2 separate regions of the Homo sapiens genome follow, and region 2 is linked to region 1. The links are chromatin loops, found by intact Hi-C in ENCODE. Cell type or tissue: ascending aorta. All regions are shown on one strand. Each heading gives the region's core, and the rest is flanking DNA. Links, peaks and the distances in the headings are about the cores only.

Region 1 (8,046 bases), core at 2,373-4,872:
TATGTCATTTTCATGTCATATGTCAGATATAGCATATTAATACATACCCAGTTTTCTAAAATGCTGATCTCTTTGAAATATTCAATTATCAATTGTGTTTCTTTCCTCACTGAAGTTCCTTTTTACGACTTTTGGTAGTGAAGAGATAAAGTTCATTACAAAACATGCCAGGCTTAAGCAATTTTCCAAAGGGATTAACGAATTGCAGTGGCCGCAGGCTATGTAAAAATTTTTAAAAGGTGGTGTCTCTCATATTCTTCAGCATAACTTGGGTCACAGAAACCCAGGCATAAAAATTCATTGTGAACTCATATTCTACCATGGCCTGACACTGGTAAGTTATTTTGTTGCAAAAGCCTTAAGCAATTTGAGATGTCGAAGCACGTTTTCAAGAGTTAGCACATCTCCATTGTCTATAAACTGCATGCATATTTTATGCCTAAAAAATATTTCATCTTCTGATTTTCTAGCTTTCTTCTGCAGGTTGTTTTTTTTTTTTTAGAATATTTTTCAATCATTTTAATTCTCTATTGTAAAACTTGGAAATCTCTACTTATGGACTGCCAAGAACAGTCTGAAATTAAATCAATTTACTCTCACTCTTAGTGAATATTTTGGGAGTGCTAGGTATTGAATGTGTCCCCCAAAAGTTCATGTGTTAGAAATGTAATCCTTCTGCCCCTATGATGAGATGAATGGATGAATGAGGGCTCTGTTCTCATGACGGGATGAATGTTGCTGTCCCAGGAGTGGGTTTATTATCACAGCAGCGTTATTCTTGTGCCTGTGAGCTCTCCCTGGCTCCCTTGCTCCCACTCTGAGCATGTGATGCCCTCTGCCATGAGGTGAGGCAGCAAGAAGGCCCTCACAGATGCCGGCACTGTGGACTTCCAGCCTCTAGAACTATGAGCTAAATAAACTTTTTAATATAAATTACCTAGTTTGTCATCTTTTGTTACCAATAAGAAAAGGCAATAAGACCGGGAGGTTCTATTATGATGTCATTCATGGGAAAATGGTAGACAGGACAGAATCTTTGCTGGCTCCCTAGATACTGCCTTGGAATGTTACTCTTGGAAAACAGTGGCTACAGAGTGATGCCTTTCTCCATAACTTTAATTTACCTTAAGAAAAGCTTTGAGTGCTACTGAGTCGGGAATGAAAAACCTAGAGAATGTTCTGTCCTGTGGGAGCAAGGAGTATAGTTAGTCCCTGTATTACTACCCAAAGGGGCATGAGGCTTCACCCTCCTTGGGCTCCCTAGGGACTTATAATGCCTTCCTGTAATTATCGGGCCAGTTAATTTAATACTAATCCACTTAATTCAGTTAACATCAGATTTGTCCTAGGGATCTTGTTACATCCTTTTGTATACTAAAAGAGAAAAAGAAAAAAAAAAAGATTTGCTTCTCTTTCAATATTCCTGGGAAGTTGGATATCCACATGGAAAAGGCAGATCTCTAGTTCACAACAGATAAAAAATAAATTTTACTCAATGTGAAATTAAATGTAAAAAATAAAACTTCAACATTGTAGAAGAAAATATAGAAAAAGCTCTTTAGGTCTGTGAAGGAGAAAAGAATTATCGAAATCAGGCCATAAAGAAAAAGTACAAGTCATAAAGGCAATAAATATACAAATAGAGTTTAACCTCTGAAACACTTGACCGAATGTTCTGAGGTAAAAACAACAAACCAGCCATTGAAGGGAAGAACAGATTGACAGTGCATATAACACAGAAAGAAGTAGTAATCAAACTATTTAAAATTGCCTAATAAATCAAAAAGAAAAGACCAAAAAAGGAAAAAAAAAAACATTGAAGGATAAGAATAAGCAATTGACAGAAGAAGAATTTGTAATGGTCAATAAAGAGATGTAGTAATTTTTAAATTATAATAAACAATGGAAATAAACAGAATGCCCATTAGCAGGATAGGTGAATATACATATTTTTGTACGGTCATAAACTGGAGCGTATTATTCCCTAGATTTTTGTATTTCTGAAATTGTTTATTAAAATAGTCTTAGTCTCTCTAACAATTTAAACAAAGCCACTAAAAGGACCTGGTGCTATATTGTAAATTAAAATTTACATGCCAATGGAAAGAATTGAATTAAGCATAGTTCAGTTTGCATTTTTTTGAAGCAATGTATTTTTAAAGACAAAATAACTGAACTAAGATAACAATTTATATAAAAGAAAATGGCTGTTTCTGCTAAATAGCCTGTTGCATTTGAAATCTTTGCTATCTCTGTGGAGACCAGGAGCAATCTAAATGGAAATAAAGTAACTTTATAATTGTAAATGTGTATTTGAGTGAAAGCTAACTTTAGGGAATAGTAGAGAGTAAACTGGGTATTCACAGGTAAAGAGAGATAATTTCTAGAACAAAAAATGTCAGCCAGAAGAAATGGGCCAAATATTAGTGTCCTCGTTTGGATTTTAATGAAGTTGTCAAATTTATGGGCTATGATAACTTATAATGGGCAAAAGAATGTTAAGTAGTCTAGATGGGAGAGGGCAGAAATTACAACAACAAAAAAATTCAGACACCAAATGATGACACAATCTTCCAAATTATAAATCTGATCTCATTTTTATTCAGTGACATTTGATATCTCTCAACTTTCCACACTTTAATATATTCAGTAGTAAATTTGATAGGATTGAAAAAAATGACACTATAATTCCAAAGTCTTTTGCATAGATCATTTCTGAGAATCTGTGCCTAACCTAACCTCATTTCCAGAAACTTCTCAAGCTGCCCCATGTCTCAGGTGAGTAGAATGGAAAAAAAGACGCGATTAACTGCTCTAATATTTTATTTAAATTTAATATAAGCATTTGCCATTAGTTTACAAGTAAATGCTTTAATACGTCAAGATTCGTAGAGAAGATTCTGAATCTTGAATTTTGTCGATGACTCAGTGTTATGGAAAATCTAGAACAGCAGGGTCCCACCTCATGGTGACAAGAGATGGAATGTCCTAATCGTTTAATTATTGGTTGTAAAACCTATCCCTTGCAAAAACAGGGAGGCTTTTACGACGGCATTGTGTCTGCCTGCTAGCGCCCCAGGCAGCTTCGCAGAGCTTCCCAGTGCTGATGAGATGGTGGAGACTGCTTTTGTGATGATTTTCCAGAGTTTGTTTATTCATTTGTTCAAATAACATTGACTATGTGGAAATGATTATTTGGTGCCATTAAGAGATTGATTGTGTCTCATTCTTAAAAGTTATAGACTTTATAAACAAATGTTATCATTATATTAAATACTAATTTAAAATACAATAACAATTACATTATAATAAATACTATAAAAAAATAGAAAAATTATACATCTTGTCAGTCCAATCAACTGTAAAATAATATTACATGAGATACTGCCATAATACTTTTCAAGTTTCAAAATTGAAATCGATTAAACCTGTTTGAAAACCTATATACATGCGTTAAGCAAGATGCTACAGCTTATTTCTCTACTAGCTGGCTGTGACTTTCCCTTTCGTTTTCCCTATTTACTCTATTAGTGAGGAGCCCCTTATCTCGTATTTTAGGTCCACATTTGTACATAGTTCACAACAGGAATTAGTAAATAAAAGCTGCTGACAGCAGTACTTTAATTTCCCCCTGAAGCTCATTCATCTGGGAGGTAGCCAGCCTCTGTTACACCACAAAGACCTGGCTTCAAGCTTCCCGCCTTATTTTATGAGAACATCAGCCTCTCAAGTCCAGCTGATTATTTTGTTTCTTAAGCTACATCAGTATAGAAACAGAAGGAAAAGTGGAGGAAGTTAGGAGAATAGACCCTGAGTGTAGCAAGTAGTAAAGGTTGACAATCTGCTGGAGGAAAGTCAGCATGCAAAAGTCCAGAGATAGCTAAAACACACAGTACGAGGGGGAGTGGACATGAAGGGCAACCCAGACAGTCCGGATGCTTAGCTGAGTGAGCATCAGTCACCCCAAAGCCTGACTCATCTCAAACACCTTGATTTTCTCTACTGTATACCCCACACCTCACCATGAATGGAGAGTTGCTGTGGTTGATTTCACTCCTGAGTTACCATTTCTACAGATTTCACCAACAAGAACATGAGTGATTGTTTCAGTATTGACCTAAACTTTGACTCTTGGGGTTGAGACAGTTTTCTCAATGAACTGAGTTTGAACCCTGGTGGCAAGGTGGGTGCCAGGTGGTGTTGATGGTAGGACAACCCAGAGCTGTGATGACTCCCCAAGAGCACGGCCTATGAAACCTCATGGACTTGGCATGTTGTTGATGGAACATCCAAAGCATTGCATGAGATTCTCAACCATAAGGGATGGTCAAAATTAGTGTCACATAAGAAGGTACAATCAATTTTCACAGTCACTTCACTTTTAAGGAGGTAGAGTCAGATGTCCTGGAAAATAAGAGAAAACTAAGAGAAAATGAAAATGAAAGCCAAAATGGATCTCTTTGTGAAATATGTTCAGAGCATTAGAGAGTAGAGTAAAATGGTAATTCACAGAACTCCTCACCCATGAAATGAATATCTTGTGAGCAGGTTAGTCTTTTTCCATCTATTGAGTCAGAATCTGGGTGAGTCACACACTTCAGGTGACAGATGCCAAAACACCCTCAAAATTAACCAAAGGGTGCTGCTTAGCCTTGCAAAGCAAATACAAATATTCAAACAAACATCTCTCCAAAAGGCACCTCTCCACTTTCCGCTAACTAACCGTCTGTGCTATGTCTTTACCTAGAGCCCCGTGCTTGGGATGGGAACAGACGTGTTCCTGCGCAGCCCTATTATTTTCTTGTCAGAAGCCTGATTAGAGTGATGGAGAGGTTTATAATGTGTCCTGTTTTCCCCTGTAAAAAACACATTTCTCCTAAAGCCATTTAATATTTCATTGCCAGAATATCCAGTGATATAAAAATTCTGAAACCCTTTATTTTCTGTTGTATAGGTAAGAAAAAGAAAACATCAATTTACAGTTTACATGTAAATCCCACAGATAGCACTTAAAATCAAGTAGTAGATAACATAACCTGGCAGCCATCATAATGCTCAGCATTTTATAATTCAAAAAACATAACAATCAGGTTAAACAAATAGTATTTTTTATTAAATGTCACTCAATCCCAGGGCTGAGAATTCATTTGTGTTTTCCTCCTAGACTCAATCACCACAATTGCAATCAAAAGACGGCTTTAGTTGGAACCTGGAACGTGCTAATCCTGTCAGGCAGCCTGTGATTCTGGAAGTGAAGGAACAAAAAAAAAAAAAAAAAGGGAAAATTTCACATAAAATTTCCATATGAGGAAGAAGATGGAAACTTTTGTGTTGTGCGTTCAGTAAAACGGGCACTTTCTTAAGCAGGTGGCAAAGAAAGCCTGAGAATCCGGCCTGACTTTTTCATTTCAGAACCCTGCATTTCCCACACAGAGGAGATAGAGCACAGCCATTGCATGGTAGATCCAGCTTGCTCTCACAGCCATTGTGCAAATAAACATACATGTGGCAAGGCAGTGCAGTTTTCAGTTGTTAAAAGTTCTGTCATGCCACGAGATGGAGCAAAGGATAAACGCTGATGTAAACAGGCAACAGGACTCTGACTCCACACCCCTGTCTGCACGGAGGATGCTCAGTCCTTACACAACAAAATGTGAGATGCTTCCAGTCACCTCCTGGCCCTGACCCCTGAGCTCCGTGCTCACCCCACTGGAGGTCCTGGCAGTTCTCCGAGCAGGCTGTACCTGTCTGGGGTGATCCTCTCCACTTAATGTTAGACATTAAGTTCCCTGTGAAATCTGTTTTGACTCACTGAGGTTATGAATATTTTATCACAACTATCATCATATACTACCAAATCTCCAATTTTCTTATCTCCATTACTAGACTGTGAGCTCCCTGGAGGCTGGACCTGGGTTTGGCACCGAGTGGCACTCATACATACTTCTTGAATAAGAGAATGTATGTACACAGTGGCATGAAATTGATTTGAATTTGTTGGTTTTCTTAAGTGCTAAAGTTGTAGACAGTTCAGTAAAAACTATAAAGCGGTTACCCTGTAAACCATGAGTACTATTAATTGGAACCTCCTTTCTTACATATCCACTTGTGTTTCTGTTAATGTTTCCAAAATAAATAAAGAGCAGGCTAGAGGGAAACCTCCAGTCCTTAGAAACCACGGCACAAGAATACATCTGTATTTGCACTCTGAGCAAGAGACTTCCTGTTGTTGTGTATGTTTCATTAAGAGATCTGGGAAAAATTAGCCTTGTACCAGGATCTGAACTATAGTTTGAAAGTGTTTAGTGGGTACCAATGTTAATGGCATCATTTTTGAATGATATACAGGATATTTTTAAACACTTTCCTTCTGTTCCATTTTTACACTTTCATTATGTTTGCCAGCATTGGGCAGTTGGTTGCATTTACTGAAGTTTGAATAAAAAAATCTAAGATGAGTTACCAAAACACCTGCTAAACTCATCTTGCAAGATTGGTCAATAATAATTTTTATATTAGAGTCTCCCCTCTCTATAGACCTTCAATAATTATTTTTAACATCTGTTTTTCACTTCCAGTGTTATTTTAATTTTACTTCTATATAGGTTTCTATGGATGTCAGATGTTCCAAAATGATTTTTAGTTGTCATAAGCAAAATTGTTGTCATTTTGATAAAATTCCAACAGTGGATTCCAATTTGTTCATTCAAAAATAACATAAATTGCTGGCAAAAGTCAGTAGAAGATATTATATTTATATTTACATGGATTAAGCTGCCAGGAGTGCTATCAGAAAATTTAAATTAACATGGAATGGGATGAAATTTCCCCAAGTCAAAGATACCAACAGAGAGGCAAAGAGAGGTGGTCAGTGGTTAAAGACAGATGAGCAATTAAGGTACTTTCTTCTTAATAAAGATTGAGTTTGTACTTTGTCTTCTTGAAGTCTGGCAGAACATTTCACAGTAGTGGTTGGTGTTTGTAGTTTTGGATTTCCATATTTGAAAACTATACAGTACCTCCATCAGATTTGTTGTAATGGATCCAAATTTGGAAAGTTCTTTACATATTTAAAATGATACATGAGTGGTTCCAGATTCTCCATGGGCCTGATTTCTGGCTGACCAAGGGAATCTCTATTTGTGTCCTTCTCAGGGCTTAGATGCCTGCTGTGCTCACTCCTGCCGAGAGGCACGGCCACCATCTGCAGCTCCTGGCTGCACTTTCTAAACAGCTGCCTGGGTCAGTTCTTTTGACTAAGATATAGCCGAGTTGTACAGTTTACAAATGAATGGAAAATCATCACCCTACCAAGTCTTAAATGGTTATGACTCCATCACTCAAGAAACTTCAGGAATCAACATTTGGTGATCTGAAATACACTGAAGCGTCCACGTAGTGATGTTTGTGTGTTAGATTCTGCTCCATTTTCCAATGTCTTCCCCCATTTTCAGTCAACTCTTCATCTCTGCAGTGGTGGCTTTAAAACATGTCTACAAATGCCTTGACCGTCTTTCCAGTGGGAGGCAGAGTCTAACTCCCTGTCCCCCGAATGTGGGCTGGCCTTTGGGAAGAAAAGAATAAGGTTGAAGTGATGCTGCCCAACTTCTAAACCCAGTTCCTAAAAGGTACCTTTGGCCTTTCTCTCTCGCTCACTCTCTGTCTCGCTCTTTTGGGATGCTTGCTCTGTGGGACTGGCCATTCTAGTGTGAAGAGGCCCAAGTCATCTGGAATAACCAAGTGTAATATTAAAATTGTGCTTAAGCATAATATGAATGCAGAGTGATTAGTCCTGGGAATGGAGTAGAGGCTACGTGTTACTTTCCTGGGTAAAACAACAAAAACTTCTGTGTCTCTGTCTTTTTCTATAGCAAATGAGGGTTGGGGATGGGGCCTGTATGGATGGTGCAGGTGGTGTCTTCATCCTGAGGCTTTCTTATAAGACTAACAAACACTTGTACAAGTCCTTGCTTTCTTGTTCCTTGTTTTTTTTTTTTTTTTTTTTTTTTTTCTTTCTTCCTGAGACTGAGCCTTGCTCTGTCATCC
Region 2 (8,046 bases), core at 2,092-4,591, 150 kb after region 1:
TAATAACCACAAAGCAACTTTCCAAAAAACTCCAGTAAGTCAGTAACATCACTCAGTTTTAAATAAAACAGTAGCTTAAACATTTTTAAATGACTCAAAAAATAATGTTATTAAATTACCATTGGAATCAAAGGAAATCAAAAGAAAAATTATAGCATATTTAATATGGACTAATAATTAAACACTATGTGTCCAAATATAAGTGAAAGTAGAAGTAAAGTTAAGCTGATACCTCTAAATGTATTTTATCGGGACTCAAAAACTCATCTTTTCAGAAAAAGAGCAGATATATCAATAAATGAAGCAAATAGTGGAATAAGAGAAATAACATCAAAAACAAAATTGAAAACAATGAAAATAAAATAATACAACAATATATTTAACACAGCAATTACATAGATAAACATTTTAATATATGTAGATAAAAATTGTTTAGGAAGACATTGAAGCTTGCTTAAACTAATAAAAGTATAAATGCATTGATATGCTAATCAAAACATTACTTTTCCCCAAAGCCTCAGAATCCCACGTTACTTTGAAACAATCCTAAAATTAGAGAAGAACTAAAAGGATAGAAAAAAAATCTGTTTTCTACCCTGAACCATCTGAGATAAAGTTGTCAGCTGGGAGCCCATCACCACCAAATACTTTAGTATCTTTTTCCTACAAGCAAGGGCATCCTCCTGCATAACCTCAATACTCATAATCCTCAAAGCCAGGAAGTCAGCACTGACGCATTACTGTATCTGACCCTCAGGTCCAATTTCTCCAATTGTTTCAATGTTTATCATAGTAAAGGAGCCAGCTCAGGATCACAGGTTGCTTTTAGTTAATCATTTCTCTTTAGGCTTCTTTGGTCTGGACAAGTTCCTCATACTTTCCTTGATTTTCTTGATTTTGATAATTTGAAGTTGACTGCGGCATGACAGTTCTCTGGGATTTCTTTGGCTACTGCATATCTTGCAAGGAAAGACACTGACTACTTTTGTTCCAGATTATCATTTTAAAGATGATTGTTTAGCAAATAGTTTTGGAAGATAAATAGGGTTTCTTGCTCTGGACGTACTTACTGCCCATTGTACTCCAATTCCTTTTGCATCAACCTAATAAAAGATTCAGGTTCCCTGAGTTCATGGTTCCTCTATGGTAATGCAACCTGCTGCATGTGCAGGTGTTACTGGTCCTCTTTGTGCTGCCTTATGGGAAATGATCTTAGGAAACCAACGCAAAAGCTGGTTCTCTTGCTCCTGTGACTGCTGTGTGTGATGAAGTCTTTGTCTCTGACCTAGGAGTCTTACGTCTTCTGCCGGCATCCATCACAATGTAGCAAGCTAACATTTTAGCTTGTAAGCAGAGTAAAATCTCAGACCCTCACAGTTCTTAGAACTCAGAGGCCAATTATTTAGTTTTGACAGGTATTTTCTCATGATAAGATTTAGGAAATCCCTTAATTTGGTTACATATCATAAAACTGTCATATTAGACATTATGCAAAACTTCTGACATATTCCTTTATGACTAGAAACTAGACAAAAATGTTCACAATCACTTCTGCTATGCTGGAAAGAAAGAATTACAATAGTTATTCTTTGCAGATGATATGGTCATCCACATAGAAAAGCCAAAGAATCAAACAATTATTAATGTTAGAATAAACACAATAGTTTATCAAGGTCACTTTACAACGACCGATTTACAAAAACTAATAATATTTATCTTCACTAACAGTAAAAAGTTAGAAAATAAAATAGTATATAAGATATTTGCATTCATGGTAAAAACTGTAACATTTTAAAGAATTGACTAAAGAAAGAAGTCAAAAGCCTCCCTAGGGAAAAACCCTTTATGTATTAAAGGAACTTACAGATTTGAATAGATGGAGAGACATTCAATGATTCATTAGTATTTTTAGTTTCTAAGTATTATTAAATGATGATTAGCCACATATTAGAAGGTCAATTCCATGTAGGCCTATCAAACTGTTAAGTGTTTTCTTTTTTAGGAAAAAATATAGTGTACATGAATATTTATTCTTTTTACTTATCTCTAGATTTTTTTTGTCTTTTCCTGTTTCAGTGTAGTGATCCAGGGTCACCACCATTGCCAACTCTCTTTCTAACAAATTAACAGCATCTAAAACACAACTGCCTGTGTGTCTGAGTTAGTACAGTGTGAAAAAAGTTTCTGTCAATATTAGTTTGTAAATCAGAGTTCTAATGGGATGTCCATCCACTTTACAATCAAGTTAACAAGAGAGTCAGAGAGATGAGGAAGAGGAAAACATGTTATGGTGACATCCTAGGGTGATGCCAGTGGTTATTTAGCTTGTAACTAAATATCACCTGTCCCACTATTTCACCCAGCTTCTCCTCATCAGAGGGTGCAGGAGTGGGCACCAGAGGCATACGTGTGTAGTTGACCATTCCACGTTGCCACTTCTCCCTGCTGGTGTCCTCCTGCTGCTGTCAACGGTGGAGGGAGAGCTAGCCTAATGAATTATGACGGGAACATCACTGTGGTTTAGAATTCCATATAGGAAACAATGTCATGATTTTGGGGGATAGAATTAAAAATTAATATTTTAAACATATTAAACCCATATATTTGATATTTAATATTTTTATTATTAATTTTAAAATACATAAAGCTTCTGACAAATTATTTTTATTTATTTTGATATTCATGGAGAGAAAAATATGTGGTAAAGTACTACTCTACACTGAAATACTTTATTTAAAGTTATTGAATGCTTTTAAGCAAGGTAGTTTAGAGAATTTTGAACTATCTATACAGTGGTTTTTTAAGATTCCTAGAGAAAAATTATGCTAAATAACAGGCTTTTTGAGCACTGATAATGATACTAAGTTACTTATTCAAACGTGTCTTTCTGCCAAGACCAAGTTCCTTGAGAGCAGATTCTTAAATGCAGCATCTTGGTTACCTTTGCTTACTTATTTTTTAATTTCCTTATGTTTATCTTTGTTTACTTACACCTAATCGGTGCTCAATAGACTTTGCTGAAACAAAATGACGCCTTGTGGTTGACCAGTGTCTCATTACCAGGCAGCTTGCCCTGGAGAAAAATAGAGCAGTTGGTTTAAATCAAGACGCTCTGAGAATTAGCTAAGTGATTTACCTCTGCCAAGTAGGAACTATAAATACTGTCAGACTAAAAGCACCCGTTGCCTACCTACTGTGTACTGAGCATCATTCAATTGGCACACCTACTCAATAATTGTGAACAGATGGAATTAGCGCATAGAAAAGAGCATGTGTTTTTCCCTCTCCATCCACACATACCAACCTAGAAAAATAGAATTCTCCATCATGGTATTTTTTTTTCTAACAAGGACATCGTCAAATGTATTAGTCAAACTTGGAGTCCCTCCAAAACTAAAGCTTACTTCTAAATTTAGAACTAATGAGCTCTCTGTGTGTACCAAAGTAGAAAGCACATATTTTCTCTGTTAGCATTGAGGCCTTTTATTCAACATAACTCTACTGCGAAAGAGAATATAAATGTTTCTTCTTTAGTGTTACTGGCTTGCAAAACTCAGTCACTGGGAAAAACATGAACACTAGGGAAGAATGATAGGTTTGTAGAGAACATTCATTTCAGAGAATGGTAGAATCCTCCATTTAACAGGTCTTTAAAGATCCTCCAGCCCAGCGCTTCTTAACAGCTAGAATTCCTTTTAAAATGACACCTTGGGTGATCTCCAGTGCTCTACCTACCTCCAGCGTCAAGGCAGCTCCATCCACATCTGAGTTGCTTCAGTGGAGGGTCCCCCTGGCACAAAACCAAACTCATTTTTGCTATTGCCTCCCTCAGTGACTTCTGAGTTTACTTTTTGGGACACACAGATTGAGGACTCTTTCCTATGACACTTTCCTCGTGCTTGATGACAAACAACTACCGCATGTTCCCCTCTCCAGGTTTCTCTTCTCCATGCCAAAAACTTGCATGTCTTAACCCTTCCTCAGTGCCTCAATTTCCAATTGCTTCATCCTTCTGGCCACATTCTTGCCATGTTCTCCATAATACAACTTATTAAAGATGGATATCATGACATTTAAAAGAAGTTAACTGTGGCAGAAATATAAAAAATGAATTCCTAGGGAAGGTACTCAGGTCCCAGCTACTTGTCACAGCAGAAATGAGTGATTTTTAAAATTACACTTGAGAGTAAGTCCAGGACGATTTTACTTACAGAATAAAAGGAAGTAATAATATTTGAGAACAGGGAGATGAAAGACCCAGGAACACCTTTGAGACCTACTTTGGGAGGTTAGTGGAAAATTATACTCTTAATTTTAAACCAGAATATAAAGAATAGGGTCAATTTACCTGTAGGAAGACAGACATACTTCATTGAATGTGTTCTGTTAAATTCTTATAAAATTCCCAGGTAGATGAGTCTATAGAATAGTTAACCTATCTATACCTTGGTTATATAGGAAAGCATCTCGTAGCCTGGTGTTCTCACCCAAGACAAGCCCCACAGCTGTGCTTAAGCAATTTAGGGTGCTGAAATGTAACTGAATTCTTCTTTTTCACAAATGTCTGCTCTTTTTTGCTGAATCGCAATCACAGACACCATCATCCAGTTAACCTTTCAAGTGATAAAATTGATACTTTTCCATGACTTCTCTTTTAAAAAAAATCTGTCAGTTGCCAGATTTCCTCAATCTCAAAAATGTCTATCAAATCGTACGCTTTGCCGCATTTGAACACCATTGCATTAGCTCCTCCAGCCACCAGTCTTTAGTGTCTTGTGTTGGTCCATGGTTTCCTACCTGTCCTCTTGATGAAGAGCTCTTCCCAGTGGGGATGGGGCCCAGCTTGGATAGTCCTGCAAGAGCACAGAGCTGAATGCTCAATAATTTTGTGAGCCGGTGAAACAAGTGCTAGCTTGAAACTGACCGTAAGAAGGGACAACACACTCTGGAGCCTACTTGAGGGTAGAGGGTGGGAGGAGGGAAAGGAGCAGAAAAAAAGTAACTAATGGGTCCTAGGCTTAGTACCTGATGAAATAATCTGTACATCAACTCCCTGTGACATGAGCTTACCTATATAACAAACCTACACATGTGTCCCTGAGCCTAAAATAAAAGTTAAAAAATGGCCAGGCGCCATGGCTCATGTCTGTAATCCCAGCACTTTGGGACGCCAAGGCAGGCAGATCACCTGAGGTCCAGAGTTCAAGACCAGCCTGACAAACGTGGAGAAACCCCAAGTCTACTAAAAAATACAAAATTAGCCGGGCGTGGTGGTGCAGGCCTGTAATCCCAGCTACTCGGGAGGCTGAGGCAGAAGAATCACTTGAACCCAGGAGGCAGAGGTTGCAGTGAGCTGAGATCCTGCCATTGCACTCCAGCCTGGGCAACAAGAATGAAACTTCATTTCGAAAAAAACAAAAAAAGCTAAAAAAAAAGCTAAAAAAAAGAAAATGTGGTACATATGCACAATGGAGTACCATTCAGCCATAAAAAAGAATGAGATTGAGTCATTTGCAACAACATGGGTAGAACTGGAGATCATTATGTTAAGTGACATAACTGCAGCAGAGAAGGATGAACATCACATGTTCTCACTTATTTGTGGGAGCTAAACATCCAAATAATTGAACTCATGGACATAGAGAGTAGAAGGATGGTTACTGGATTATTTGCAACTCAATGGATGAATGCTTGTAGGGGTGGATACTCCATGCTTCATGATGTGCTTATTTCACATTGCATGCCTGTATGAAAACATGTTATGTACTCTGTAAATATCCTACTATGTACCCACAAAAATTAAAAATTTAAAAAAAGAAAGACACTGACCATAGCTGGAGTATTCACAGTATGAAATCTACAAACACTACAAATTAGGACTTTTCTTTTTTCTTTTATTAGAATACAACTGATCTTGACCTTCCAGTCCAACTGCCCCCTCGGTGTCAGAATTATCTTCCTAAAAAAGCAAAGACAGTAATGCCAGTATCCACTATCAAAATGGGACATGGGAAATGCTATTTTTATCAATGTAAGGTCATGACTGAAATATTGGTGAGCAAAGCAGTTTTATATATATATATAATATATATATAATATGATATATATAATATATATATAATATGATATATATAATATATATATAATATGATATATAATATATATATAATATGATATATATAATATATATAATATGATATATAATATATACATTATATGATATATATAATATATACATTATATGATATATATAATATATACATTATATGATATATATAATATATATATTATATGATATATATAATATATATGTATTATATGATATATATAATATATATATTATATGATATATAATATATATATATTATATGATATATATTATATATATTATGTGATGATATAATATATATATATGAGAGAGAGAGAGAGAAAGACAGAGTTTTGCTCTTGTCACCCAGGTTGGAATGCAGTGGCATGATCTCAGCTCACTGCAACCTCTGCCTCCAGGGTTCAAGCTATTCTCCTGCCTCAGCCTCCTGAGTAGCTGGAATTACAGGCCGTGCCTGGCTAGTTTTTGTATTTTTATTAGAGATGGGGTTTTGTCATTTTGGCCAGGCTGGTCTTGAACTTATGACCTCAGGTGATCCACCCAGCTCGGCCTCCCAAAGTTCTGAGATTACAGGCATGAGTGACAGCACCTAGCCTGATTTAAATATATTTATAATCAGAGCACTGCACATGCACATAGAGAGACACATGCTCACACGTGTTCTTCATTGTAGAACTTCAAATGGTGGCAATTCTTGGTAAAGCAGACAGTGGGTTCAGCTTCAGGGATGGTGGAAGTCCTTCTGCTCAGGCATCCCATTCAATAGCCTCTTTACCCCTAACCCGGAATCTTTATTAAATGTTTCCATGTGCCCTGTGTCTTATTTATCCATTGATGTCTCATAAGTTTGACATATAGAGAAGATGGTGATTCCTAGTCTCAAGGTAGAATTCTTTCATCCATGTGTTCTCCAAAGACAATTTGTTTTTCCAAAGTGAAAATCTGTGTTATATTCTGTTTCAGAGGAGGTGAAAAGATCTCTGGTAAATTGGTTTGCTGAAAATCAGTAGAAATCGATTTTTCAAAATTGCAAGGCCAATTCTGGTGTTTCTGAGATGAAGACAAAGAGTTCCCGGACACTCTGTGCCTCTGTCCAGTTTTCTTCACATGACTACATACCCCAGTAATTAAATCTCCAGAAGTTCTTCGTGCAGCCAGGCAATTTCTGTTTGAACTCTTGGCTAGTTTTAACTATTGCCCCGTCATTAACTTTACTTATAAATGCATAATTTATTAAAAATTGATATTATAATTTGGTCTAGTCTGCTCAAAATATCTTTCTGCTATCCTCCCCCAGGCCAACTAGTTAATTTTTGTTTGTTCTCTATTTAAAATAAATTTCTGGATTGCTCTTATAGCTCGTAATTACATCAGCACCATTGCATTTGGTCTGTCATCATTCACATATTTCACTGCTTTCAGAACCCTGCTGGTTTCCTCTTGTCCAATGAAATATATGCTTCAACATCTTGTTAAAATGAAAATGATTGTGTGAGAAGCTGGATGAGGGAGAGGTGTCTGCATTATTGTGCACACTGCAGTTTGACAGCCATTGGCCTATAGGTCAAGCTAATAGCCAAACTCTTTAGTACGAAGCATACTTTTCCTTCAGCATCCATCTCTAACATCTTACCTACCTTTAAAATCCCATTTCCAGCTACACTCATCCCAAATTCCTGAAACACTGCATTGCTTATTTGTTCCCTGTTCTCTAGTCGCTGGGCATATTAGAAGTTTTTACATTTTCATAAATTCTTATCTCTGCTTGGGATGACTTCCTCTGCATCACTGCAACCAGATATGGTTTCCAAAGCCAGCTCCTCAGAAAATCATAATAACTAACAATTACTGAGTTCTTTCAACATGTGAGGCATATTGTTAGGTCCTTCCAGGAATTACTTCATTCAATCATACCTGCATTTTAAAGGAGAGGGTTT

The links. A loop is a pair of places that touch in the nucleus more often than their neighbours do. Peaks named below come from ENCODE experiments on the same cell type or tissue, not always from the same donor. Only the 100,000 strongest peaks of a DNase experiment are listed, where the experiment ranks them.
Region 2: it touches region 1 in a loop (2.5-fold over the local background); 2 of 110 quality-filtered maps call a loop at or near these places.

What each region holds. Positions count from the first base shown.
Region 1 is chr10:4,648,322-4,656,367 of GRCh38, reverse strand. MANCR (mitotically associated long non coding RNA) reads left to right here. Exons shown (of 4, transcript NR_024475.1): 4 at 5,165-6,183. It overlaps LINC00705 (long intergenic non-protein coding RNA 705), which reads right to left and starts at 212. Exons shown (of 3, transcript NR_015425.1): 1 at 48-212. In ascending aorta, for the core only: no CTCF peak of the experiment used is centred there; no DNase peak of the experiment used is centred there.
Region 2 is chr10:4,494,227-4,502,272 of GRCh38, reverse strand. No RefSeq gene overlaps it. Among named protein-coding and RNA genes, the nearest start is that of LINC00703, 110 kb to the right of the region's middle. In ascending aorta, for the core only: no CTCF peak of the experiment used is centred there; a DNase peak (open chromatin) is centred at 3,109; H3K27ac peaks cover 2,500 bases.